Regions from separate parts of the Homo sapiens genome. Here region 1 is linked to region 2. Evidence: chromatin loops called from intact Hi-C (ENCODE). Cell type or tissue: mammary epithelial cell. All regions are shown on one strand.

Region 1 (8,000 bases), 840 kb after region 2:
TGGGCGTGATGGCGGGCGCCTGTAGTCCCAGCCACTCGGGAGGCTGAGGCAGGAGAACAGCGTTAACCCAGGAGGCAGAGCTTGCAGTGAGCGGAGATAGAGTCACTGCACTCCAGCCTGGGCGACTGAGCGGGAATCTGTCTCAAATAAATAAATAAATAATAAAAATAAAAATAAACAAAATAAAACTTTTGAAAACCTAAATTGAATTCCCTGATTTCACATCCACAGGTGTGAAAGCTAATCCTTCACTCTCAACACCAGATAATAATAAGGAAAATTTATTGAGTGCTGCCTCTCTAGCAGGCACTACATTTACAGCTTTCCATGGCTGGTCTAATTTACTCCTCACACCAACTCTATTATTATTTCTATTTTAAAGTTAAGGAAACTGAGAATTAGAGGGGTTAATGGCTATGGCCCAGGTCATGCATTAAGTTAGGAAGGCAAGCGTCCCACCCAGGTACTCGGACCCCAGAACTTACCCACTGTGAAATCACCAGAGTAAAAATCCACCCATTTGTCTTAGCCCAGTGCATCAGGTCAAGATTTCATTATTCCCTACCTGAACCAGAAATTAATACAGAAGCCTGTTGGCCCATCTCCCCTCCCAGACCCAAAGAGAAGAAAGTAATCACACCATACATGCTTGAATGGTAAACCACCCCAAACAGAAGGCAGTTTCTTTATGCAAAGATTTTAAGTATTTTCTCCAATTTGAATATATACACATTTAGTGCTATGGGTGAAATAATCAAGCATCAACTTATAAGTAGTCAGTACCTGATATGTGTTTGCCAGAGCATATTATATAAAATACATTAATTTGGAAATACCTGTGTTGCTATCCATATTAGTCTGTTTTTACACTGCTATAAAGAAATACCCACGACCAGGTAATTTATAAAGAAAAGAGGTTTAATTGACTCACAGTTCTGCATGACTTGGGAGGCCTCAGGAAACTTACAATCATGGCAGAAGGGGAAGCAGTCGCATCTTACATGGCAGCAGGTGAAAGAGAAGAGAGCGGGAGCAACTGCCACGTATAAAACCATCAGATCTCGTGAGAACTCACTCACTATCAGGAGAACAGAATGGGGGAAACCACCCCCATGAGTCAATGACCTCCCACAAGGTCCCTCCCCCGACGTGAGGATTACAATTTTGATTACAAATCCAGAGGAGATTTGGGTAGGGACACAGCCAAACTATATCACTATCCTCAATCTTTCATTTTCTGAAACAATTTCATTCAAATGCTTCATACACATCTTTAACCTCATCTAGCACAGGTTTTCAGAATATATTATCTTCATTTCTAAGTTATTTTTTAAATAATGCTTTTGAATCTGTATATAAATAATGCTGTTCCTGAAAAGCTCATCCCAAGCTAAAAAGGATCCATTTGTATCACATCAATGAAATTTATGATTAAAAAAAAACCTCTATAAATCAGTAGTTCTTAATGCTGGCTGCGAATTAAAATCAACTGGGGAGCTGTAAAATCTATCGACACCTGGGCCCTTGCCCCCAAAATAGTGATTTTACTGACTGGGAGCAGGTGCTAGGAGTGGCATTTTCTAAAGCTCCTCCCATGATTCTAATATACAGCCTGATCTGAGAACCACCGCTTACCTGTATATAATGACCTGCACAATGGAATTCAGCAGTTCTTGATTATACTCAAGAATCACCTGGAAATTTTTGTAAACATACTGCTACCCAGTTTCCACACCCTACCAAAATTATAATTTATCTGGGGTTAGGCCCCAGGTATTCTTTGTTTTAAAAACACTTCAAGTGAATCTCACTTGCAGCCAAAATGGAGAACCTTCAATTACCATTTAAGAGTGTGGCTTTAATCATTCTGAGCAAACTATCGCAGGGACAGAAAACCAAACACCGCATGTTCTCACTCATAGGTGAGAATTGAACAATGAGAACACTTGGACACAGGGCGGGCAACATCGGACACAGGGCGGGGAACATCACACACCGGGGCCTGTCGTGGGGTGGGGGGAAGAGGGGAGGGATAGCATTAGGAGATATAACAAATGTAAATGATGAGTTAATGGGTGCAGCACACCTACATGGCACATATATACGTATGTAACAAACCCGCACATTGTGCACATGTACCCTAGAACTTAAAGTATAATTTAAAAAAAAAAAGAATGTGGCTTTACCTGTGAGCTTTCAAAGGCTGTTTAACTCACCATCAAATATTTATTAAAGGAATTCAGCACAGCTGTGGAGTCACATCACCCGCCCCAACCACATGAATGACCCCACAGCTGTGCTGAATTCCTTTGCTTTCTTCTGTTTCTATTGTATCCAGTGACCTCTCTGTGCATCAAATGATAGCACTGATTGAGAACATGTTAATCCAATGTGGCTTCCCCATATATGAATAGTACTTGGTTGTCCTAAATAAAGGAATGGAAAGAGTGCCCCATAAGCTGAGAGATTTTGTCAGGACTCCAATACAAAGTGATTCCTTCTTTTCTGAAAAATAAATAGGGAAGAAAATGTCACTTCATTTTTGCATATGTTATTAATAACTACCCTTTCTTAAAGTGCTTACTACATCTAGATACCATGTTAAATGTTTACCTGATTTCATTTAATACTTAAAAATGCAAACAGGACATATAATTATTATTATTCCTGGCCAGGCGAAGGCCACACCTATAATCCCAGCACTTTGGGAGGTCAAGGTGGTGGGGTGGGGGGGGGGGGGTCACTTGAAGTCAGGAGTTCGAGACCAGCATGGCCAACATGGTGAAACCCTGTCTCTACTAAAAATACAAAAATTAGCCGGACGTGATGGTGCATGCCTGTAGCCCCAGCTATTTGGGAGGCTGAGGCATGAGAATCGCTTGAACCTGGGAAGCGGAGGCTGCAGTGAGCCAAGATTGCACCACTGTGCTCCAGCCTGGGTGACAGAGTGAGATTCTGTCTCAAAAAAGAAAAAAAAATTATTATTATTCCCATATTGCAGAGGGAGAACCTGAGCGTGAAGTCACTTTGCCTAAGGTTACTACCCAGTGGGCGGACAGAGACAGAATGGCACCCAGATCTACAGCATCCAGTGTTGTACTGCCCCCTTCTGGCCATCCTCTAGGTGCTTCCTGAGGCCCCAGGACTTGTGCCCCAGTATACAGTCTGGTGGCCAGCATGGCATCGTGCTCAGCAGAACTTCTCCCTCCTCCTCGCTGTTGTGGTCCAGTCCAAACATCCCAGCCCCAACATTCCCTGGTTCCCCAGCTCTGTGACATCACAGACAGCCTTCTGTCTACTCTGCCAGCTGCAGGTGAGTGGGGCTCACAGTTTAAACCAAAGGGCGGGAGGTGATAATTTTTCTGTACTAAAAGGCACAATGTCCCCACCACTCCTGGACACCTATTCATTTTGCTCCAAGAAGCAATCCCCATCCTTCATTTGCTCTAACCTCACTGTTTCTCTCTCTCTCTGGGTCCCAGTCTCCACCTGTGCTGAATGACCTCCCCCACCCCCGCCCGCAGCGCCAGAAGCCTTCCTGTTTGACCTCATTCATCTTTCTTCTGATCAAAGTGCAATGGGGTCACTAGAGACCTGAAGTTCATACCCACTGGGGACAACCCAAGGGCCCTCTTCTTTGGTTTCTGCTTCCCTCTAGAGGGGGTCACTGGTAGTGCAAGAAGTGCCACACATCCCCTAGGCATCTCCCTACATATTCATCAGCATCAGAACCTTCATCTGTATTTATTAAGCCTTTACGACACACCAGAAAGCTGTGCTAAGCACTTTCCATCATTATTTAATCCTCAGAACTACCTTCTATTGTAGATACTATTATTCTCATCCCCATTTTACAGGTCAGAAAACAGAGATTCAAAGAGGTCATAAATTCTAAATTTCCTAGCTAACAGTAGATCTCCAAGAATTATACCCCCAGAGAATGTGCTTGTAACTGATACACTGCTCTCCCTAAGAGCCTTTTCATTTCTTGAAGAGGGTTCAAAAACTCAAAGCTCTCTGCTGTCAACACTTAGAGGAGAAAGTGGTTCTACTACCCTCTTTCTTGCAAAATTTTCTAGTAAAGATGTGGAGAGAGCATCAGCACGGGGTGTCAACAAACCTGCGCTTCAGATCGCTGCTGATAATACGGACGATCTCCACGGTTTATTTTTAATTGAAAAAAATCAAGGTGCAAAACGTGGTGTATAGTAAGCTATCATTTGCATTAAAAAGAGAGAAAAAGAGAATTTGAATAACTACATTTTCTTGTATATCCATAAGCTGCTTTGGTGGAAGATGCCTGCATTCACTACATGAAACAAAAACTGAATTTATTTCTGGTTAAACAAGGGAGAACTGTGCTTGTATGGCAAAGTCTCTGAACAAAGCTCATGGCTGATGCATAAGGGGCTTTGGGAGGTGTTGAGTTCGTGGACTGGTGGTGTTTCAGAGGCAGCAGTGTTTAGGAATGGTAGACCTTTAGCTATGAAATGTACCTACTGGCATGTGTCTGTTAGAATGGTTACCAAGGGAGTTTCATTAATAGATTAAATGAGTGTCACACAGGTTCTGGGGATTCGTTGTTACCGTGGTTACAGGGCAATCCATCGTCACCTAGGAATGTGGGAGCTTCTCTTTTTAATTCTCATTATCTGCCTTCTGGTCTCCCTCAACTAAAGGTGCAGGAAAGACCCTCCAAGATTGTCCAGATCTTCACCACTGTCATTGGCTTTTCTTGAAAACACAGTTCCATTTTTCCATGTACAGAGATCTGGTTTTCATTTTGAGTATCAGTCTGCCTCATTTCTTCTCATTTTTTCTTTGAATCATTTGTTTCACCATTTGTCAAACCAGAGGCTACATAAAAGCATTCAGCTCTCTGGACAACAGAACCTGAATGATGCAAGACAATGATAATTAAGGCCAGGCACAGTGGCTCACGCCTGTAATCCCAGCACGTTGGGAGGCCAAGGCTGGCAGATCACCTGAGGTCAGGAGTTCGAGACCAGCCTGACCCAACATGGGGAAACCCCATCTCTACTAAAAACTAAAATTAGCCATGCGTGGTGGTGCATGCCTGTAATCCCAGCTACTCGGGAGGCTGAGGCAGGAGAATCGCTTGAACCCAGGAGGCGGAGGTTGCAGTGACCCGAGATCGCACCATTGCACTCCAACCCTGGCAACAAGAGCAAAACTCCATCTCAAAAAAAAAAAAAAAAAAAAAAAGGGACAATGACAATTAAAAGTATTTTCAAAAAGATCTGAAAGCCTCTCTGGAGTCATGCCCCATGATTTCCCTGGCATGACCATCTACCTTAGATAGCCAGGCTGCTTTTTCTTTGGGCTTAGCTATAGATTAACCTCACCTGTGATATTAATCCAGGCACAACGGGAGTGTTAGCAATGGTGCAGACTCCCCTAATTAGCTAAAATAAAACCCGAAGGTTTCTGTGATCCATAATTACTCAAACTAAGGATTTTAAATTGGTCAGGTGTACCCTAGGGTGTGGGCTACATGATTTGCTGTGTCAGTCAAGGTGAGGGGAAAAAAGGCACTTTAAATTGTTCAACTCAGAATCCTCAGAAGTCTGTTTCATCTACTAGTAGTTAAACCCCCAAGAAGGGTTTCATCCCTTCAGACTCTGTGTAAGAAGACATAGTCCACCGTGGGTGCTGGAGAATCATGCACTGGAATGGTCTAAGTATTCATCATGCAGAACAATTAGTCTTAATTATAGTTGGAATAGAAGAGTCTGATCTCCACATAAGAAACAAACCATATCAACAAGCAAGCAGTATAGCTGTTCATTTATATTTATAGACAATGCCCTTTGGGAGTTTAGAGGCAAAATAGGAAAATGTTAAGTGCAAAGTTCTCCTCAGAAAGACTCAGTAGACAGATATGGACAGCTGTCCTTCTGACATGGAACATTAGTTCTTCTAATGGCCTTTCTGCATACAGTAAGTGCAAGTGTTCTCCACAGACTCCAAATTCTTAAAGAACAGAGGAGATTTGGGTCCTGTCTTTATTTCAGGGGCCAGTTGTTTTATCTAGTAGGTCAAAAGATTATCTCGATTTCTAGTTAACATTTTAGGACTCTTGGAAAATGATCAAGATATCTACACTAATGGAATTTCCCATTCCAATTGATTTTTTCTAAATCCTCTATTTTAGATATGAGCTTTTGCATAAAGAAAGGGCTCCTTTTACTTACACTTTTTGTTTGCCCCAGAATGTCCTTTGAAAGTGTCCTGAAGTCTATTAAGTCACCTATTGATTCATCATTTTGTTTGTTATTCTTGAATCTTTGCCCTATCCACCCTTAAGAGAAAATCTTTTAAAATAGTTTCATGTGGCATACTTCCTATTTTTCTTACCCTCTCAAGTCCATGCTTAAAAATATTATGCATAGATAGGTTATTTGAATCTTCTGACCTTTTTCATCCTGCTACTCTTAAACATTTTCCCCATTGTTGAAGGTCAACAATTTTTTTTTTTTTTTTTTTTTGAGTCAGGATCTCCTGTTGCCTGGGCTGGAGTGCAGTGGCATGATTATAGCTCACTGAAGTCTTGATTTCTCAAATTCAAGCAATACTCTCTCCTCAGCCTCTGAGTAACTGGAAGTGCAAGTGCACACCACCATGCCCAGCTAAATTTTAATTTTTAGTAGAGATGAGGTATGTTGTCCAGGCTGGTCTCAAACTCCAAAACTCAAGCAATCTTCCTGTCTCAGCCTCCCAAAGTGCTGGGATTACAGGTGTGAGCCACTGTGCCTGGCCTAAAGGTCAACAACGAAATGAACTAATTGGTACAAATATGATAGTCCAAGACAATAAGTAACGAACAGAATCCTGAATTACACAGGATATACAAAACAAACTTTCTTTTGTTCTGAAATTTGGGAAGATTCTATTTTTACCCAACTCAACTCTTACTCAGAGTTTAAATTCGGCCTCTCTTGATCTACCTTCAGTGCAGAAGTTTTAGGTGGGTGTTGTGCAATGTGATTGTTCTTCTCTAGAAAAATGCTCCCTGAAAAAGTTTATTTGGGCAGCCAGGGGAAGGAGTAAGAGGAGTATACGTGGGTAGTAAAGATCAAGTTGGGTGGAGAGAGAAAGACAGAAGCAAAGAAAACAGGTGTCAGAAGGTTTGAGTAAGAGTAAGGTCTTTTTTATCTTTTTCTTCCTGAGGCCATAGCATTCCAGACAAAGAAGCCTTCTATTTATGTTTGGCATTTTTGTCTTCTCTCTTCTCTAGAGCTCCTCTTAAATCTGATTTTTGACATCAAAACTTTGTCATCATGGCTACAGTAATCCTAAGTCATCTAGTGAACTTTTGCCATTTATTAAGACAAATACATGAGAGTACCTATAGTGAGAGTATATATACGGAGTTTTTCCAGGAAGAGGCAACAACCTTAATGCAGATGAGACCACGACAAGCAGGAAAGAGCACGCTACAATTGATAAACAGTTTCTACTTGTGCAGTGTCTTGAATTTCTTGACCAAGCAGAGCCTAAAAGAGGCCACATGATCAAAAACCTGAAAATTACTGACTCCCGAATATAAGCTAAAAAAAAAAAGTGACCTTCTTTTATGATTTACCAAGACAGAACACATGCTGACAAAGGTTTAGAGGGACCCAAGTCCAGGTTTTAGCAATTTCTTCTAGACAAATCAATTACCACTCCAGTAAAACTCCAGACACTCAGGGCTGACTCATGGTGGGGGCTTGTCAGAGCTATGCTTCCATTCCTTTCTTATGAAGTGCATCCTTCTACATTCAACATACACAAGGCAGTCTGGAACAAAGCCAAACCCCGTGAGGCAAGCATTTTTATAAGTGGATGAAGACAACTGAAACTAAAGCAAGTAGCAGAATACGAAGCAGATTAATGGCAAGGATATTTGCTAAATGGTGTATCTCCAAAACAAAAGATCTAACTGCCTGTATAAATTTCTATTTCTTTATAAATTATAGGAAAATGAAATAAATCCA
Region 2 (8,000 bases):
CCAATTAACACCATCCTTCAGGATTTTAGTCTTCTCAACTCTCAACTGGCATAACAGTGGCTACTTGAGTAGATCACTGACAAGATGATAAATTATTACATAATTTATATATAAAAATGATTACATGATTTATATATAAATGATTACATAATTTATATATAAAAATTATTACTTGTAAATTTGTCTGAGTTCATTGTAGATTCTGGATATTAGCCCTTTGTCAGATGAGTAGGTTGCGAAAATTTTCTCCCATTTTGTAGGTTGCCTGTTCACTCTGATGGTAGTTTCTTTTGCTGTGCAGAAGCTCTTTAGTTTAATTAGATCCCATTTGTCAATTTTGTCTTTTTGCCATTGCTTTTGGTGTTTTGGACATGAAGTCCTTGCCCATGCCTATGTCCTGAATGGTAATGCCTAGGTTTTCTTCTAGGGTTTTTATGGTTTAAGGTCTAACGTTTAAGTCTTTAATCCATCTTGAATTGATTTTTGTATAAGGTGTAAGGAAGGGATCCAGTTTCAGCTTTCTCCATATGGCTAGCCAGTTTTCCCAGCACCATTTATTAAATAGGGAATCCTTTCCCCATTGCTTGTTTTTCTCAGGTTTGTCAAAGATCAGATAGTTGTAGATATGCGGCGTTATTTCTGAAGGCTCTGTTCTGTTCCATTGTTCTATATCTCTGTTTTGGTACCAGTACCATGCTGTTTTGGTTACTGTAGCCTTGTGGTATAGTTTGAAGTCAGGTAGTGTGATGCCTCCAGCTTTGTTCTTTTGGCTTAGGATTGACTTGGTGATGCGGGCTCTTTTTTGGTTCCATCAAAAAGTGGGCGAAGGACATGAACACACACTTCTCAAAAGAAGACATTTATGCAGCCAAAAAACACATGAAAAAATGTTCATCATCACTGGCCATCAGAGAAATGCAAATCAAAACCACAATGAGATACCATCTCACACCAGTTAGAATGGCAATCATTAAAAAGTCAGGAAACAACAGGTGCTGGAGAGGATGTGGAGAAATAGGAACACTTTTACACTGTTGGTGGGACTGTAAACTAGTTCAACCATTGTGGAAGTCAGTGTGGCGATTCCTCAGGGATCTAGAACTAGAAATACCATTTGACCCAGCCATCCCATTACTGGGTCTATACCCAAAGGACTATAAATCATGCTGCTATAAAGACACATGCACACGTATGTTTATTGTGGCATTATTCACAATAGCAAAGACTTGGAACCAACCCAAATGTCCAACAATGATAGACTGGATTAAGAAAATGTGGCACATATACACCATGGAATACTATGCAGCCATAAAAAATGATGAGTTCATGTCCTTTGTAGGGACATGGATGAAATTGGAAATCATCATTCTCAGTAAACTATCGCAAGAACAAAAAACCAAACACCGCATATTCTCACTCATAGGTGGGAATTGAACAATGAGATCCATGGACACAGGAAGGGGAATATCACACTCTGGGGACTGTTGTGGGGTGGGGGGAGGGGGGAGGATAGCATTGGGAGATATACCTAATGCTAGATGACGAGTTAGTGGGTGCAGCGCACCAACATGGCACATGTATACATATGTAACTAACCTGCACAATGTGTACATGTACCCTAAAACTTAAAGTATAATAAAAATTATTACATGATTTATAAATAAAAATTATTACATAATTTATAAATATATATAAATCTCAGCTATTGCTGTATTTCATTTACTATTTTAACAACAATCCTAGGTGCCAACTATATGCCAACTATTTTGCTAGATGCTACAGGAATACTGAACATGGTCTGTGTCTTTAAGTAGTGTGGAAAATAGCTGTATTCTCTATAAAAGAAAGACAGTAGTATTTTAAAATTAAATTCTGATCAAGTCACTCTTCTGTTTAAACTATTTTGAAGATTCCTATTATTCTTAGGATAAAAACCTGAAATCCTTAGTAGGACAATTATGGATAATGTTGCCCTTGCTTAAAAAACTCAGTCTAATCTCAAGCTACCTTTCGCTCTCTCAATTCCAGCTGCCTGTTTATTTCATATAGAGTGTATTTATGGCTATTTGATTAACGTCTATGTCTCATGACATCTTTGCTCTGTTGGGTCAGAAAGTTTTATCTGTTTTGCTACTCACTACATTCCTAAAGCCTGAGCAAAATTTCTGACAGCCAGGAGGTTGTCAAGAAATAGGCTTTTAATAAAAGGAACAATAAATGACAAGTAAAAGCTACAATGGTAGATAAAGTTATCCCATGCAACAGGAGCACAAAGAGAGAAACAGCAAACTCTGCCTCAGGTAGAGGAAGTAGCCTTTGAATATAGTAGAACAAACAAGCTTAGCTTTAAAGCACACCACAGAAGAGTTATCCAAGCAGAGAAGCTTTTTGTTTGTGCAAAAATCCCAGGAGGTACTAATTGTGCAGACCTCATTCTTCACCTATAAAATGAACTACCTGATACCTATTTAAGAGAGGGAAGTTATGAGTATTGGCTGAGATGCATGATGTAAATATGTCTGCCAAATATATATAAGGTGTTGTGATCAGAATCTACCTGTCTCATAAGCCTGGTTTATATTATGGCATTCTTGAAAATAAAAAATAATTAAATAATAATAGTAATAATAATAGTGACAATAATAATAAAAACAAAAAGTAGTGGGAAAGAAGAAGAGGAGAAGGAGGAAGAAGAGGAAGAGAAGGAGAAGGAGGAGGAAGAGAAAGAGGAGGAGGAGGAGAAGGAGGAGAAGGAAAAGAATAATTTTCTTTGTTTATTTTCTACTATGTACCTAGAACTTGATGTACAGTATTTTAATCCTATAAAAACTTTCATAGTAGCTAGTATTTTCTTCATTTCAATGATAGAGAAACTGACTTCCAGAGGTTTTAAATGTCCTTTCCAAAATCATAGAATAATAAGCAATTTATATAAACAGTGAAATTCTAATATCCTGGCCATCAACAATTATTTATTATGTACCTACAGTGGATCAGTCCATCTTTCTATGCTCTAGAAATGCAACTGTATATAAAAAGATAGATATTCTGCCTTCATGAAGCATAGAGTCCACTGGCATAAGCATATTGCAGAGATCCTGATGCTGATTGGTACCACACCATGAGAGGGGCATCTCTTTCCCATACTAAGGGGCATTACTATAGGCAGACAGTGACTCATTTAAGTCTCTATGAATGTCTTGCCACCTCACCTTGATACTAAATATTCTCATATCATGAAGTCAGAGTCATAGGAAAAGGGCAGAATCAGAGGCTAAAATGGCCAATTGGTGAGGTTGTAGCAGAATGACATCTCAGATTCTATTGTCCAGAGCCAGAAAGCAGAAGGGAGCTGGAGTTGGCCCAGACACTTGAGTTCTTGTTCACATCAGTCTGGAATATGTTGATACTCAATAAATATTTGTAAGCTGTCACTGTAAAATTTAGGAGCAGTCATGTGCTGCCAGCACACGAGAGCCCGTTACTTTCCAACTCCACATTCAATAAAATAGATCATGATGAGAGTATTTTTTAAACAGAGAAATCAGCAAATACCATAGATTGGTCCCTGCCCACCACCACCCTGACTTGGTTGGTAAACATTTACCAGCATACCACTGGAGAAAGAGCATCTCTCTCTGAGTCATTGTTTCTCCGTCTTTTCAAGGGGTAGACGATGAAGTGATTTTAAAGCCCCCAGAAAGCTGGATGATATGTTAGAAACAGCAAAGGTCTGGGGCAAGGCATACTTGGATTAAATTATAGATGCTGGCCACACATTGCTCTTGGAACGTTCAGCACGCTATTTGTCTCCCTGAGCCGCAGTTCCCTCCTATGTAGAATGAGGCTATTCACTTCTGCATGATTAGATTTTTCTAGGTGTTAAATATCAACATGGAAAACATGGAAAAATATAGACTCTAATAAGTGTTAGACTCCCCTTATTCCTATCATCTTCACAAATTATAAATAAAAGAATGAGCAAATACATAAATTTTCATTTTTTTCAGAGTTTGTATACCCCTCTTTTGCTTGATTACTTTTAGTTTTTTTGGTGTTATATAATAAATACCCATGATTTACTGCTATTATTATTTATTATCATTATCATTATTATTGTATGCTCTAAATTCCTACTCTATAATGGTAATATTTTTAAAGAATCTTCAAAACATAACTATCTGTAGCCAATTTCCTTTGGAAGGGACAAATAAATATGCATTATTCAGCAGCTACTTGGTAGCAGGCATTGTGCTGGCATGTTACATATTTGGCTCATTAAGCCTTCCAAAAGATAAGAGCGGAGTCTACATCTCAGAGAGAAAACGTTTTCTTTGGACATCATCAGAAGCCCACTTATACCACCAGGGAGCAGTAAAGAGCCACTGTTCAGGATTTTGAAAACTCCAAATCCCCACTACCAGATCACAGCAGTTCTCTTTGGACACAACATAATGGTAAATATTAAGTCTTGGCTGGCCCACCAGTCAGATGAGGGTCAGTGTTGAGGGAAAGGGCCTGTGAGCTAGACCAGCATGTCTGATTTTAGGTACGTAATCCATAGGAGCTTCCAGGAGATTAATAAGCAGGGATGTGGTTTTCCAAGTGATCACGGAGATAATACATTCCTTCCACTGCTTTTTGGAGAAAATGAAACTGAGCCCCAGAGATGGACAAAGACTTATCAAAGCTAGCTTAGTAGGTTGGCAGCAGAGCTAGAGCCAGAACCTGTACACAGTGTCTTCACACTGATACCTGTTGATAAGTAGGCACATACGTTCTGAAATATTCTGATATCACCATTATCCTGTATTGCCAAGGAAGAGACTGTTACCTTTTTTAATGGAAGGTGTTTCCATCCTGGGATTCCCAAGGGGTCTTTGCACATAGTACTTCCACTGGTATTGTTATTAGACAATCTTGAGTTTATTGCTGCTTTATAAAAGATAGCCAGGAACATAGGTAATTACATGTAAGAGAGCTTATCAAAGACAAACTTCAGCATCTTTTTCAGAAATATAATTTTGGTGACCACAGATAAAAGACCTTTTTCATTTTGAACATGGTGCCCAGAAAGGACTCTAGGAGGAGATCCATGCACTCATTCAGTCTTCTTTCTTTAGTGAAATAATAAATAAATCACTAGAGTGCAACTCCGCAGCAGGTTCTAGCTTAGAAACTGTGCATGGATAGAATTAAGGTGTAATGCCTTAATGGTTATAGGTAAGATGTAATTCCCACTCTCAACAAATCTGCTGTCTAATAGCACATATTAGCAAGAAATGGTGCAATTGCATTATAGAATCGTGAAATTGATTGTGGTGGGATATATGCCAGTGATTAAATTTTGTTTTTCCTTCTGTTCTCAACAAGACACATGCCAGGAAACCATTTTTGATTCATCAAGAGCAGTCTCTCCTAGAACTGGGGAAAAAGAGAATAGGGTACTTTGCAAATCTGAACATACATGTAGATATTTTGAAATCCCATGATGAGCCTCTACTGGAAAGATAAATCACTCTTTTGTCACTGAGGTTAGAGTTCCATAAAAGAAAACTGAGGAACTAAGGACACATCTCTTGGAAGGATGAGACTGTCACCCCATTATATAAGGGAAGGGCAGTCTGATCCTTTGTGCATGAAAAATCTGCCTGCCCCCTTAAGTCAATTCCCAGGAAGGAAAGGGCACAGGGATTCTAGGCTGGTGATATAGCAGACGTAGTCACTTCCTTGACCAGAATTCTTGGGTCTAGCAGATAACTTGGCTACATACCTGAGAGAGCTGAGTATGAGGATTTTCAAATAGAGAACTCCACATTGGGGACCTCTTTGCCTGGCTCAGCTAAGAATATATAAGCATGTTCTCCCTTGAAGAACCACGGCAGGTGGCATGACAATTGGACAAGTGAGGTCTTGTGGCAAGATGAGCCGTATGGCCTGTCAGAGCAGAGATTAGCAGTTTCTAAAGGGACAGATTTGGCAGCTGAAAGCAATGAGAGAAATGCTCTTATCTGACACCCCTCCTCTTGCTTTATCTTAGAGGTTGGGGATTTCATAAGCTCATGTTGTGTTTATTGTTGTTGCGATGGTTGTTCTGCTTGTTCATTTTTAACAGTTTTTTTTTTCTGTTGAGAGAGTACTCCAAAAATTTAACACTGTACAATAATGAAGTCATAGGATGGAGTGATGTATGCAGTCATGAAGCATCTGGGGACCTGAGAGATCAACTGGAAACATCCAACAAATGTGACTCTATTTTCACTCTGAGTTCAAGGGGTTGTTTGTAGAGGTTAAAGCAATATTGGAATTGTAGATTGCTGTGGGTACAAAGAAAAGAGATCTCACTGATGGCTGCACCAAAATCAGAAAAGGCTTCCCAGAAGAGGGAGGGCTGAGAACAGGTGAACTCCGGACAACCATCAAAAGAGGAAATCTGGGCAATGGAAACATGTGCAAGGCAGAGATGGCTGAATTCTTAGCTGAGTGTTTTGCATTTGCCTTGTATCTGTGTGGGGATGTGGGGAATCAACTTACAGAATATACAAGGAATCATTTCGTTTTGTTTCTTCATTTTTAGCATATCAAATTTGGAATTCCACATGACCAGAGCATCGGGTTCATGAGTAGAATGAACAGAGAAGAGGCCAGCAGCCATGCTTACTGGGTTAGAGAGTCATAGGTTATCTTCCAGGCCATGGGAAACTCTGTTAGAGAAAGAATCTCTTGGCTTCTGAAGAATAAAACCTCCTAGTTTGTGGGCCATAGAGTGATATCTCTATCTCAAGCTAGAGACCTAAAAGGAGAGAGGAGATAAATAAGTACATAGTCCTTTCCCAGTCACTGTTCATTTGGTCTTTGTATTAGTCCATTCTCATGCTGCTATGAAGACATACCCAAGACTGGCTAATTTATAAAGGAAAGAGGTTTAATTGACTCACAGTTCCACATGGCTGGGGAGGCCTCAGGAAACTTACAATCATGGTGGAAGGAGAAGCAAACACGTCCTTCTTCACACAGCAGCAGGAAAGAGAAGTGCAGATGAAATGAAGGAAAGCCCCTTATAAAACCATCAGATCTCATGAGAATTCACTGAGTATCATGAGAACAGCATGGGGGGACTGCCCTGTAATCTAATCACTTGCCACGAGGCCCCCCACCATGACACGTGGGTATTATGGTAACTACAATTCAAGATGAGACTTGGGTGGGGCACAGCAAAACCGTAGCAGTCTTCATAACTACGAAGTAGGATAGGCAGGGCTGTTCTTTGATTGATGGGTGATGAGGATCAGGGCACAAGATGCCTGTTGGAGAGGTCAGAAACCTAACTTGCACCAGCACCTTCAGGTGAGAAAAGCAAATTGCACTCTTAAATGCTTTCTATCATTTCTCTTTCTTCCACCCTGTTGCTTCTTTAGCCAAATTTGGCTGCAGAATCTGGCTTCAAGTGATTCATTTCTATGATCTGATCCTTAATTTTAACAATTGTATGTGATATACAGTATAAACTTTGTCTTTCCTAAGTGTGTTGAGAAGCATAAAACCCAAACTCTTTGAGAGGCTTAGACTGCCATTCACAATCTGGCCCTGCACCTCCTGCCAGCTTCGTCTCCTAATACTCAGCCGTGTATCTCTCCACCTGTGATATCTTATCCAAGTCACACTGAATGACTGAATTCTGTGAAATCATCCTATGCACTCTCAAATCCAACCCTCCTGCCTCACCACATTTCCTATTCATACAGAAAACAGTTCTTTCCATCCTCATCCCAATTACTGGAGAATTCCCACTCTTCCTTCAAGTCTAGGCTTAGACACCTGACTTTCCCACCAGATAAATAGACTCTAGCAGGTAGTAAGCAGGGTTGCCTTATCCTTTTATCATCTCTCCAACACCAAACATAGCATTTGACAAATGATGCATGCTGAAACAATGATTGGGTTAAAAAATAAATGACTAAATATACTAGTGCAGATAATATGAGAATTTAAAGGGAGAG

The links. Hi-C counts contacts between places; a loop is a spot of excess contacts. Peaks named below come from ENCODE experiments on the same cell type or tissue, not always from the same donor. Only the 100,000 strongest peaks of a DNase experiment are listed, where the experiment ranks them.
Region 1: a loop joins it to region 2, with 20 times the contacts of the local background. A loop is called at or near these places in 27 of 110 quality-filtered maps.

Annotation. Positions count from the first base shown.
Region 1 is chr9:114,677,348-114,685,347 of GRCh38, reverse strand. TEX48 (testis expressed 48) reads left to right here and starts at 3,156. Exons shown (of 5, transcript NM_001199233.2): 1 at 3,156-3,313. In mammary epithelial cell, CTCF peaks have their summits at 3,112 (motif pointing left) and 3,662 (motif pointing left); DNase peaks (open chromatin) are centred at 3,097 and 7,777; H3K27ac peaks cover 1,446 bases.
Region 2 is chr9:115,521,030-115,529,029 of GRCh38, reverse strand. No RefSeq gene overlaps it. Among named protein-coding and RNA genes, the nearest start is that of DELEC1, 380 kb to the right of the region's middle. In mammary epithelial cell, a CTCF peak has its summit at 4,373 (motif pointing right); a DNase peak (open chromatin) is centred at 4,369.